Regions from separate parts of the Mus musculus genome. Here all the other regions are linked to region 4. The links are chromatin loops, found by intact Hi-C in ENCODE. Cell type or tissue: heart. All regions are shown on one strand. Region 1 has its middle 36 kb from the start of Gm33897. Region 2 holds the start of Nudt4 (nudix (nucleoside diphosphate linked moiety X)-type motif 4). Region 3 overlaps Gm33782 (a long non-coding RNA gene). Region 4 overlaps Btg1 (BTG anti-proliferation factor 1).

What was found. A loop is a pair of places that touch in the nucleus more often than their neighbours do. Peaks named below come from ENCODE experiments on the same cell type or tissue, not always from the same donor. Only the 100,000 strongest peaks of a DNase experiment are listed, where the experiment ranks them.
Region 1: a loop joins it to region 4, with 3 times the contacts of the local background. A loop is called at or near these places in 6 of 42 quality-filtered maps.
Region 2: it touches region 4 in a loop (7-fold over the local background); 2 of 42 quality-filtered maps call a loop at or near these places.
Region 3: a loop joins it to region 4, with 2.8 times the contacts of the local background. A loop is called at or near these places in 13 of 42 quality-filtered maps.

The regions. Positions count from the first base shown.
Region 1 is chr10:96,750,037-96,752,536 of GRCm38, reverse strand. No RefSeq gene overlaps it. Among named protein-coding and RNA genes, the nearest start is that of Gm33897, 36 kb to the right of the region's middle. In heart, a CTCF peak has its summit at 1,447; DNase peaks (open chromatin) are centred at 806 and 1,446; H3K4me3 peaks cover 813 bases; H3K27ac peaks cover 1,769 bases.
Region 2 is chr10:95,562,759-95,565,258 of GRCm38, reverse strand. Nudt4 (nudix (nucleoside diphosphate linked moiety X)-type motif 4) reads left to right here and starts at 1,113. Exons shown (of 5, transcript NM_027722.5): 1 at 1,113-1,597. The coding sequence starts at 1,502. In heart, a CTCF peak has its summit at 1,154; DNase peaks (open chromatin) are centred at 1,008 and 1,598; H3K4me3 peaks cover 2,181 bases; H3K27ac peaks cover 2,300 bases.
Region 3 is chr10:96,331,935-96,334,434 of GRCm38, reverse strand. The region is part of intron 2 of Gm33782 (a long non-coding RNA gene); the gene reads right to left. Among named protein-coding and RNA genes, the nearest start is that of Gm33782, 24 kb to the right of the region's middle. In heart, CTCF peaks have their summits at 1,019 (motif pointing left) and 1,565; DNase peaks (open chromatin) are centred at 1,004 and 1,444.
Region 4 is chr10:96,617,537-96,620,036 of GRCm38, reverse strand. Btg1 (BTG anti-proliferation factor 1) reads right to left here. Exons shown (of 2, transcript NM_007569.2): 2 at 1-1,761. The coding sequence ends at 1,394. Among named protein-coding and RNA genes, the nearest start is that of Btg1, 1.8 kb to the right of the region's middle. In heart, a CTCF peak has its summit at 1,512 (motif pointing left); DNase peaks (open chromatin) are centred at 1,556, 2,126 and 2,286; H3K4me3 peaks cover 2,069 bases; H3K27ac peaks cover 1,249 bases.

The DNA.
Region 1 (2,500 bases), 130 kb before region 4:
CAATGTAAGAAAATTAAGAACTTATTTTCATTCAATTTAAAACATGAAAGATGGTCCTGAATCAAAACAATGGGTCTCTGGGCTCAAATTATATGGTGTGTGTGTGTGTTTTATGTAGATTATCTCATGGTTGTGGAGCATACACTTTCCTGACTAAGCCATCTTCCCAACTCTTGATACCTTATTTTAACAGTTACTTTCCTCTGAGTATGTAGGAGAGCACTGAATGGCAAACCAGATCTTTTTTATGCTACAAATACTTCTTGAGTGCTGCCCCTCTGCTGGGCTCTGAGTTTTGAGCAAGTCTTCCACAGAGAGGAAAACACAAAGATACTCACACTCATGGACAGTGAGCATGGACTTCAGAATCGGTGTGAAAAATAATAAACATAAATACAGCAGAAAGACAGGTGTGGCTGCCCACAGGGGGACGGCAGTGTGTGGGAGAAGACAGCAGGCTGTCCTTTAAAATGGCCGAGTAATGTTCACCATCAGCAGAATGTGACCACACCACCACCTACCAAATAGCAAATCCTGGGTTTTTATGGTTCTCTTGTCACTACAAGCAGCCTTTCGTCCTTGAAAGGGAACACGGGATGTCTTGTGTCGGGTGTTCTATTTAAGTGCATAAAAAGAAATGTTATTCTTTCAAAGCCATTCTGCCCTTCCCTTCCTCTTACTGGGTGAAAATGCTGAAGGCTTGGCAGCTGGAACAATGCAGGGATGGGAGAGGGGAGAGGAAGGAAACACAGCTTCGCTCTGCGGGAGACTGAACAAGGGTGAAGCTGCGGCCCCGCCCCTTGGGTCCCTGGGCGCCCCGCCCTCCTGGTCCCCTGGGATGCCTGCTGAAGGGAAGGAAGAGGAAGTGCCTGCCTGCCTGCCAGACACTGCCTCCCCCTCTGAAAGTAGAGTTTACTTTTCTCAAGAGCTAATAATGTCCTATTACCATAGATTTGGATTTCGCTCAGATTCAAAAAGGAGAGCAAGGCGTTCTTCTTCAAATGTGAAGTGTTTCTAGACTTTTAGAGAAAAAAAAAAAAGGCATCCACATAAAGGCTACTGTTTTGTATATAACATCTTTCCTGGGTATTCCAGAAAAGAAACAACGTGATAAAAAGAAGCATTGCTACACAGGTTTCCTGTGAACGTTGATTGGTTTTAAGAGCTTAGGGGAAAAAAGGAGAGAAACAAGAAGAAATGATTTCAACAAACTAAGAAAAACGCTCCAGTAAACGCACTATGAAAATAGGCAGAAATGAAATCTGGTTCTTGGTAATAATATTATTAATTTAAGATATCCTTAAGCAACAAGTTCCTTCAAAACATTATGTAAGCTTAGCGTTAGGAGGACTAATAAAAACAATCCTACGGAAGACCAGAAGAGGTGGAGGGTCAAGTCTGCTTGCCTGGAAAGGCTAGCAAGCAGTTCCCACATTCTGCCACCAGCAATGACATAATTGTCTGGGATGACTCACGCTACCAGCTACTGTGCAGTGCTTTTCCAGAAAGAACCTGAGCAAACCTTTGCCGCATGGGAGAGAGACTATTCTCTTCTTATTCAATAGATAAGAGGAATGATCAGACTGGAAGTGATTTATGCAAGGCGAGTAAGGCTGGATTTGAAATCCTCAGCCCTTTCTCCCTTACTTTTCCTGTATGTTCCTGTCTCCATACTCTCTTCAAAGAGTATGTACTTGTCTTATGACAGAATAATTCTTTTGTAGAATCCGAACGTTGTATGTTTACTCTACTGAACTGATTTCTTAAGCCACTTACTCTAATTCTCAGGATAAAGTCCCCTAAGAACTATGAGGAGGTCTGAGTCCTGGGGGGGGGGGGGGGGTGTCTGTGCTACGTTCCTTGACTAAACCAGACTGGAGGACATCTAGTAGTGAAGCAGTAGAAACTAAACCTCATCTTCGCCCTGCCTCATTCACACCCCTCTAAGAGTTCTCTGAAACATAAGGGGTAACAAATCAAAAGGGCTAAATCAAAGCCAGCATTTTGTAGACTAGGTAATTAGGGATGAGAATTTAACAAGTTCCTTCACTCTATTCTGACTTTGATATTCCTTTGGAAAAACAGAGGGGGAGGCAGTCAGAGTTTAGGGAAAATGGTTTCTTCCTTTGTATGCAAAATATTTAAATGAGTATATACTATACATAATCATATTAGTGAACATCTAGAGTTATAAGGCAAAGTCATTGGAGAACGGGAAATTATTTTTCATCATAAAATATCTATCGTCACTGCATTCCTTTGTAAAGTAACTTGCCTGAGACTGTGGGATACCATTTTTTTTTTTCTGTCCAAGCCAAAGAAGACAAGTACTGGGAAATGCAGTACACAAGTGCACAGGGTCAGAACAGTCTGAGCATTCGGGTCAGGCCCTCCCAAGGCCTCTTTCCCAAAATAGCATCTCCTTTTACTTAAATCAAATGTGTTCACTCTTTTAAAAGATATGTATGCTATTGACTTTTCCGTTGATGGGATAAAAGCA
Region 2 (2,500 bases), 1.1 Mb after region 4:
AATCCTTCTGTTTTGGGCTCTCAAGTGCTGGGATCACATACCTGGGATTCCACACCTGATTTGGATTAGGGGTTTTCTTGAATTCCAGTGATGTCAGGTCTCCTACTTTTTTTCTTTTTCTTTCTTTTCTTTCTTTCTTTCTTTCTTTCTTTCTTTCTTTCTTTTTTTTTTTTTTTTTTTTGGTTTATGGTTTTAGGTTTTCGAGACAGAGTTTCCTCTGTATAGCCCTGGCTGTCCTGGAACTCACTCTGTAGACCAGGTTGGCCTTGAACTCAGAAATCTGCCTGCCTCTGGCTCCCAAGTGCTGGGATTAAAGGCGTGCACCACCACTGCCCACCGGTCTCCTACTTTCTATCTTGGCTCTTCAATAGCACTGAAATATTGGGAGTTGTTCCAAGTGCCTAAAACTGTAAGCTTCCAGACAACAAACATCCCACTGATTTACTGCTATGGCCTTACTTAGAATGAGATACACACAGAATAACAGCCATAACCAGTGTTCATGAATGCACTCTGGAGGGTCAGCGGAGGTGGGGATGCCACAACACAGACAACTGGCTATAGTCCACTTCAAAGCCTCAGCTGACTCTTCAAGAGCACATAAAAGCACTCTCATCGAAACAGAGGAAGTGGGGAGAGGGAGAAGGAAGGGGAGAGGAGAGAGAGAACTCAATGAATTTAACCTTCCTAGCCTTCACAAGCAATGCTAACCGCGATGCTTCAGTAGTCCTGCCATGGCTCCGGGGACCTTGGCTCCAGGACCCAGTACTGGGGTCCGTCCCTAAAGGGAACTCTATCGGACCTCTAAAACGGAGAACGAGGAGGTCTCTGCTCGCTTCCCTTCCCTGGCCTTGTACAAAGCGCACCCCCCCCCCCAAAAAAAAAAGGCCTCTGGAGCACTCGCCCGCGGGCAGGGCAGAGCTGGCGGAGCCCTAGACTTAGGCCTCGAGCCCCGCCCCCCGGCTGGTCGAAGCCGCGCCCCCAGCTCCCCACCCTACCCCCGCCCGGCAACGGTCCTGGCGCGCAGGCGCACTGGCGCGCCCAAAGGAGGGAGCGCGCCGGCGCGCGCGCGCGGGAGCCCCGCTTAAATGCGGGCGAAGGGGGCGGCGCGCATCCTCGGCGTCTCTGCCCGGTCTGCACCGTCGCTTCCAACTGTCTCCGCGTGGCACGAGCCACGAGCCGCGCTCTTCCCCCGGCGGCGGCGGCGGCGGCGGGTGCAAGCAAGGAGTGGCTGCGAGCGGCGGCGGGCTCCATGGAGAGCGGCGGGCGCCGGAGCAGAGGCGGCGCTTCCACCGCTGCGCCCGGACTGCAGTGACCCGCGTTCCGCCCCGCGTCCCGGCGGCCGCCCGGCCTCGCCGTCCGTGTCCGTGCCGCCGCCGCCGCCCGTCCCACCGGCGCCCGAGCATCGCGACTTCCTTCGGCCCGACTCCCCGGCGGGGTGGCGGCGGCCGGGTCCCCACGGTGGCGGCCGGAGCAGCGGCTGCAGGAGCCCGGCTCTAGGATGAAGTTCAAGCCCAACCAGACGCGGACGTACGACCGCGAGGGCTTCAAGAAGAGGGCGGCCTGCCTGTGCTTCCGCAGCGAGCAGGAGGACGAGGTAAGCGCGGGGACAAAGGCTGGCGACCGGGCTTCATCCCGCACCCCCCTGCACCGCCCGGGCCTGCGGGTCACCGGCAACCCCCACGCCCGGAGCTGGAGATCGGCCTCCGGGGTTCGCCAGCCTGCCTTTTAGACCTCCCATTAGGTCGCAAGCTGTTGGCTTCATTACGTAGATACCTCCTTTTGCAAAGCGGACTCCGCTTTTAAAGTTTTTCTGACGACCGAAAGATGGCCAGCGAGAGATGTGGAATGACGCCAGAAGGGACAAGATAGGCCAGGAACGGGGCGAAGTTGCCCTTTTCAGCCCGGCCATCTCTCGCTCTTCTGGTTTCTCAAGGCTGTTCTGCGGTGTGACTTGACATCTGGGAAGGAGCGGCGTGTGATTTTACCCGACCCTTCGCCCTGCTTTGGACGGATAGGGACCTTTGGAGTAATCTCTGGGAGAGCCTATTTTATTTCACTTCAGTTCTATTCGGTTTTAAAATGATTCCGTTTTCATCCTGCTCTGGATAGTTCAGTCACTTGGTAGCTGGGGGAAATCTTGTAGCGCTGCCACGCCTAAAATGAACTGATAGAGGAAAAAAAGTTAGCGTTCTGAGTTCTGCTTCTGTAGCCGCGTCCAGGGAAGCACCAAGCATAAAACTGGAGATGGGATCTAATGGCTTCCTTATTGCTAGCCCCTGAAGTTATGATAAGTATGACAGCGTACACTCAGTGGTGGTTAACAGATAGCCGCGTGCTTGAAAGTTAGGATCTTTAAACCGCTTTTGCTTTTTATTTATTTATTTTAAAGGTTGATTTGAAAGCTTCTAAGTGTTAAACCCAAATCCCGAAGGAACTTCTAGAGAAAGGTCTTTGAGCTGAGTCTACTTAGAAGAGAACGGAATATAGGACCTTTTAA
Region 3 (2,500 bases), 290 kb after region 4:
CTTTGTCTAGAATCTTTTGAAGCAATCCATGAATAACAACTCATTTCAATTTCATAATGACTCCGAGGTCTTACCAGCTGTTGCCGCGCCTGTCTTACAGACTAACAAACAGACGCAAAGACACAAAGCCATTCGATTCAAGTCTGGCAGGTGTGAGACATAGATCCAGGGCTCACGTACTACAGCTAGTTCAGGGTCCTGGAATCCACTCTGTTATGTCCTGCGGAGCGGCCAGGAGCTTGACTGAGAGGCAAAAACAGCTAGCATCCTCAGGCTCTGCTCTCCAAGAACACACTGAAGATCACTGAAGGGCTAGCAAGCCCTCTACGTGGGCTAGCATGGAACAGAGAGGTCTCAACAATTTGAAGGAACATCAGGAAGTGTAAACCACCCCCCAACCTTCTGTAAGCATTCCTACCACACCCCACTAAGGTGGAGGGGGGCGGGGGCTGGAGGCAAGGAAGGGAAATCATACCAATACATGCCTGCTCCAGATCCAATCTTCCAGAAACAGTCCAAAGGAACACCCTGGGCATGTTCAAGACTTGATTTATTTAGTAGCTAACAGCGTAACTGCCAACTACAATCTTCAAACTAGCTTTACCCACTGCCCCACCCATCCATCAGACCTTGCCATTCCCACAGGCAGTGAGAAGGACCAGGTATGTTCATGTGTAGATTTCTCTGCTTGCTAAAACCCCCCAGGCTTTCCTTTGTTCTCAGGACATGCAAGTGGCCACCTGTATACCTGTGTTCTGGACTGTACGTAATCCTGCTGTCAGCTCCCAAATAAAACTCCCTTATTGATTGACTTTTGACAATTCCAGTCATTTTGTTTGTTTGTTTTGTTCTGTTTCGTCGTCCCCCACCCCCACCCCATTTCCTTCCCTTAAGGCAGCTCGAGGTAATAAAGGAACTGCCTGGTCTTGATCACGAGGTCCTCTTGCCTCAGCCTCCAAGTCCAGGATGACTACAGTGCCTAGGGGCATCTCTGCGATTTCAATCTGCCCTCTACAGGCCACAAGGAATACCCTAAAAGAATGATCTGCCACCAAGCTTCTGGTTCTCCCATGGCACTTGCACCACAAACACAGTGATTCCCAAGCTGGTGGCCACCTTACGACACTGTTCTGTCACTTGCATAAATGTCTTTTTGGTGTGTTGTCAGGCAAATACCTGACACTTGGCACTCTGAAAATTCCTAAAACACCACATACTGCAAAGTCAATGATTTGACCAGCTGTGAGCCCGCTTGCAACCCAAACCGGCAGGACTAGAAACAAATCGCACTGCTTCATGCTACAGAGCCATCTTTCCTAAGGGTGGGTGCGGTCTTGTGATCCTTGTGTCCAGTCCAGTTTCTCATATGTGTATTGTGACTTCTGCTTGTGCAAAACAGGACGTTGCTTAACCAGGCCCTTATGGGAGGAAATACAGCCCAGCAAGCAGAACAATGATTTGAAAGTCCTGAGTTCTATTTTCAGATCTGCTGTTGACTGGCTGTGCAGTCAGCCCTACGAAGGTCATTAGCAAAATGGCCTTGCCCTGTTGGCGGTCTCTGTATTCGCAGCTCTGGACGGGAAACAAATCAGGGAGCTGGCACTCAGCCTTGAGGAACTAGAGTCTTAGGAGAATAGATGTATCGTCAGGCTTTGTCTTCATTCTTAAAGCAAAAGCACAGAACAAAGCCTCTGGGGTGGGGGAAAGGAGCTGGAGTAGAATTCAGAGAGGAACCTGATAACCTTTCCAATACCAGAGACGTGAAGGGATGGCATGAGCGTTCAGGTCAAAGGCAGCTCTTTGGCACATGCTGAATCTCCTGTGTGGGATACGGAAGAGACAAAGGAACCTGAGCTTTGACAGACTTCTGTGAACTGAGTCAAAAACAGATATCCAGAGTGCTGCCTGGTAGGGAACAGGCTGAGGACTGGAAGGGTCTGTGGAGAACCAGAAAGCTTATAGCCCCTTCTAAAGAGTCTGCACCAGCTCTTTGTCCCTCAGATAAGCCAGTGACAAGGTCCTGAAGTGCTAGTGTTTTAAGAGGCACTGCACACTACCATTTTTATCAGGACTTCCCTTTTCTTTAAATGAAGATCCATCCAAGTTTTAAAGTGATAGCGGGCAGGTAAAAATGTGTGTGTAACTTGAACAAAGCCCTTTCCACATCTCTTTAACATGTCCATGGATGGGATTTCATAAGAGTTGAATTATTGTTTTCTGATAATGGAGCTATTCCTTTAAACAGAAGGGAATGAGCAGTCTAGAATGCGCGAGTGTTTAAAAAAATCCCAGTGCACGGGGCTGGGGAGATGGCTTAGTTGTTAAAGTGCTGGCTGGGGAGATGGCTTAGTTGTTAAAGTGCTTGCTATACAAGCAAGCGGACTTGAGTTTGGATGCCTAGAGCCCCTGTGAGAAGTGATAAGACAGTTGCCTTAGAGTTAATCTTGCTTTGGTGAAACACTACCACCAAAAGCAACTCGGGGAGGAAAGGGTTTATTTG
Region 4 (2,500 bases):
GTGATAAGCCTGTTCTTTAAGGCTATAGGTCACCTGCCCCAGGATTTTCTAAAGGAACAAATCCAAGGGGGCAAAAGAACTGTTTCTCAAAGGAGGGCCAGAGAGGATTGTTATCTTCACTTCCCCAGGAAGCAGTGACTGGGATCCTTTGGGCATCGCCACTTTTGGAAGATGTTACCTCTGTCTTTATCCTCATGAGATCATTAGCTTGTGAATGTGTCCATGCTTTTAACCTGAGTTAAAAAATCTAAAAGCCTTCCTCTAGTTCCTTCTGATTAGTTTCTAATTACACCTCTCCCAATGTGTTTGTGTGACCAGTGTGCAAGTGACATCCACACAGCTTACAAATCTAAGACGTCTGAGAAAAATATTTTGTAGCTGAACCTCTGTAATCATGACAAGAGATTGATTAAAATGCCAAGATAAGAAACAATTTATTATAGAGAGAAGAAAAATTTCTCATCCAAAATATAGAAATCTGTACAACTTTGCCACAATCAATATACATGAACTGTACAAATTTACACCAGTTCATAATTTACCAAATAAAAGATGACTAACAAAGTTCACAAAATAGATGGTGGTTTGTGGGAAAGACTCTTACCCAATTGAGTACAAGGAAAGTTACAAACCAGACCTCCACTTTCTAAAAATAAGAAGTTTACTCCACTCAGTCTTAGAAAACTACAAGCTAGCAAATGTACAGAGAGCTGGCTGGTGCTAACAACCACAGTTGAGACAGTGTCTTTTTGAAGGGTCTTTTCAAAGCCTGCTGCCATGGCAGAGCCTGGTCGCTCCCTACTCTCAACGCCAAAAACACAAGGTCTGACCATTTCCCCCAGGTCATGCGTACTAAGTTTGTCTTTATGTACATTTATACATTTTAAGTGCTAGGTAAAAGTCTCCGTGTAAAAATTTTTCCAGTACTACCATGCTTAAAACATTGAGCTTTCCTATTGAGCTGCCAAAAAAGTTACTGAGAACTTTCAAGTGTAATAGTGCAAATTCCCCTGCAAGGTTGACTGCGAAAGAGGGTTCTTTGAAAGACAGAATTTCCTTAAAGGGACTGCTGTGACAAATTGGGTATAAGGTCTGGGAGAAACTGAAACCACCCTTCGACTTCACTCCCTAGCAAATAAAGTGATCCTTTCCTTGGACTCACAGGCTATTTAAATCACTGAAAGGTACTGTCCAAACTATGGCACTGTCACTAAATTAAAAAAAAAAAAAAAGAAAGAAATAAAAAAATTATTACCACTCTATCTTGTGCCAGATCTTCACAGCTGTGACATGGTTTAAATTCCATAATCCATCCCCAAGAGGAGCCCACCCAAAGCAAAAAAAATCAAATTCATCCATCCATTATAAGATGATCCATCCAATAGACTATATCTTAACCTGATACAGTCATCATATTGTAGTTTTTGGAAGGGCTTGTTCTGCCCAAGAGAAGTTCCTCCTTACAGCTGATTCTGCTGTCTACCATTTGCACGTTGGTGCTGTTTTGAGTGCTACCTCCTGCTGGTGAGGCTTCGTACAGCACGCAGATGGAGCCATCCTCTCCAATCCGGTAGGACACTTCGTAGGGGTCAACCCAGAGTGTGAGTTCACTTGGGAGAAGCCTGAACAACTCCTGACTGCTCAGTCCAATCCGCTGGGCTGCCTGTCCAATCAGAGGATCCATCTTATGGTTGATGCGAATACAACGGTAACCTGATCCCTTGCACGGCTTTTCTGGGAACCAGTGATGTTTGTAATGTTCTGTGGAAGAAAAGAACAGAGAAACAATGCTCAGGACGGTAGTCAACGCAGCCGTACCGTAGCGTACTTTCCTCCTCCTGCTGCTAGCTTCTTAGCGAAGCGAAAATGAAAACCACCAACTTTCACAAATGTCCGGGACCGAATTCGCTGTCGTGAGACAGAATAGAGAAAGCAAAGACACTGTGGCAAACACTGTCCGGGTACTGACCGGTTGAGCCGCCAAAACAGGAATCCCGCGCGCAGCCCTGGATGGCCAACTAGCTGGATGGCACAGGCAAGCGGGCGGGAACCTGTTTACTTTCTCCACCCCAACGGGGTCCCATACAATAGACTTTATGGAACTGGTGGGGGGTGGGGGCAAGACAACGCCACTATGGCCAGTTAACCCCAAAGGGAAGAAAACCCAAGAAACCTTAAACCAAGATCTGGGTTGGGTTGTAATTGTACCGGTGACAAATCCGATGATTAATGGGCAAGAGGCACAGGAGGTGCGGAGACCTGGCACGTCCGTCCCGGGCCGGCTCCGAAACACAGAGGCGACAAGCCACCCAGGGGCTCAGCCGCAGACTCTCGCAACGGTCGCGGCGACCCGGCAGAGGAGACCGACGGGACTCCGGGCCCTGGGTCTTTTGTCCCCCGCGACCGGCCGGTAGCCGTCGGGGCGCAGCTCCGCGTCGCCCCGCTTCGGATCCTTTGTTGTGCGTGTCGCGGCGCCCCGCCGCCCAGCTCCCCCCCCCTC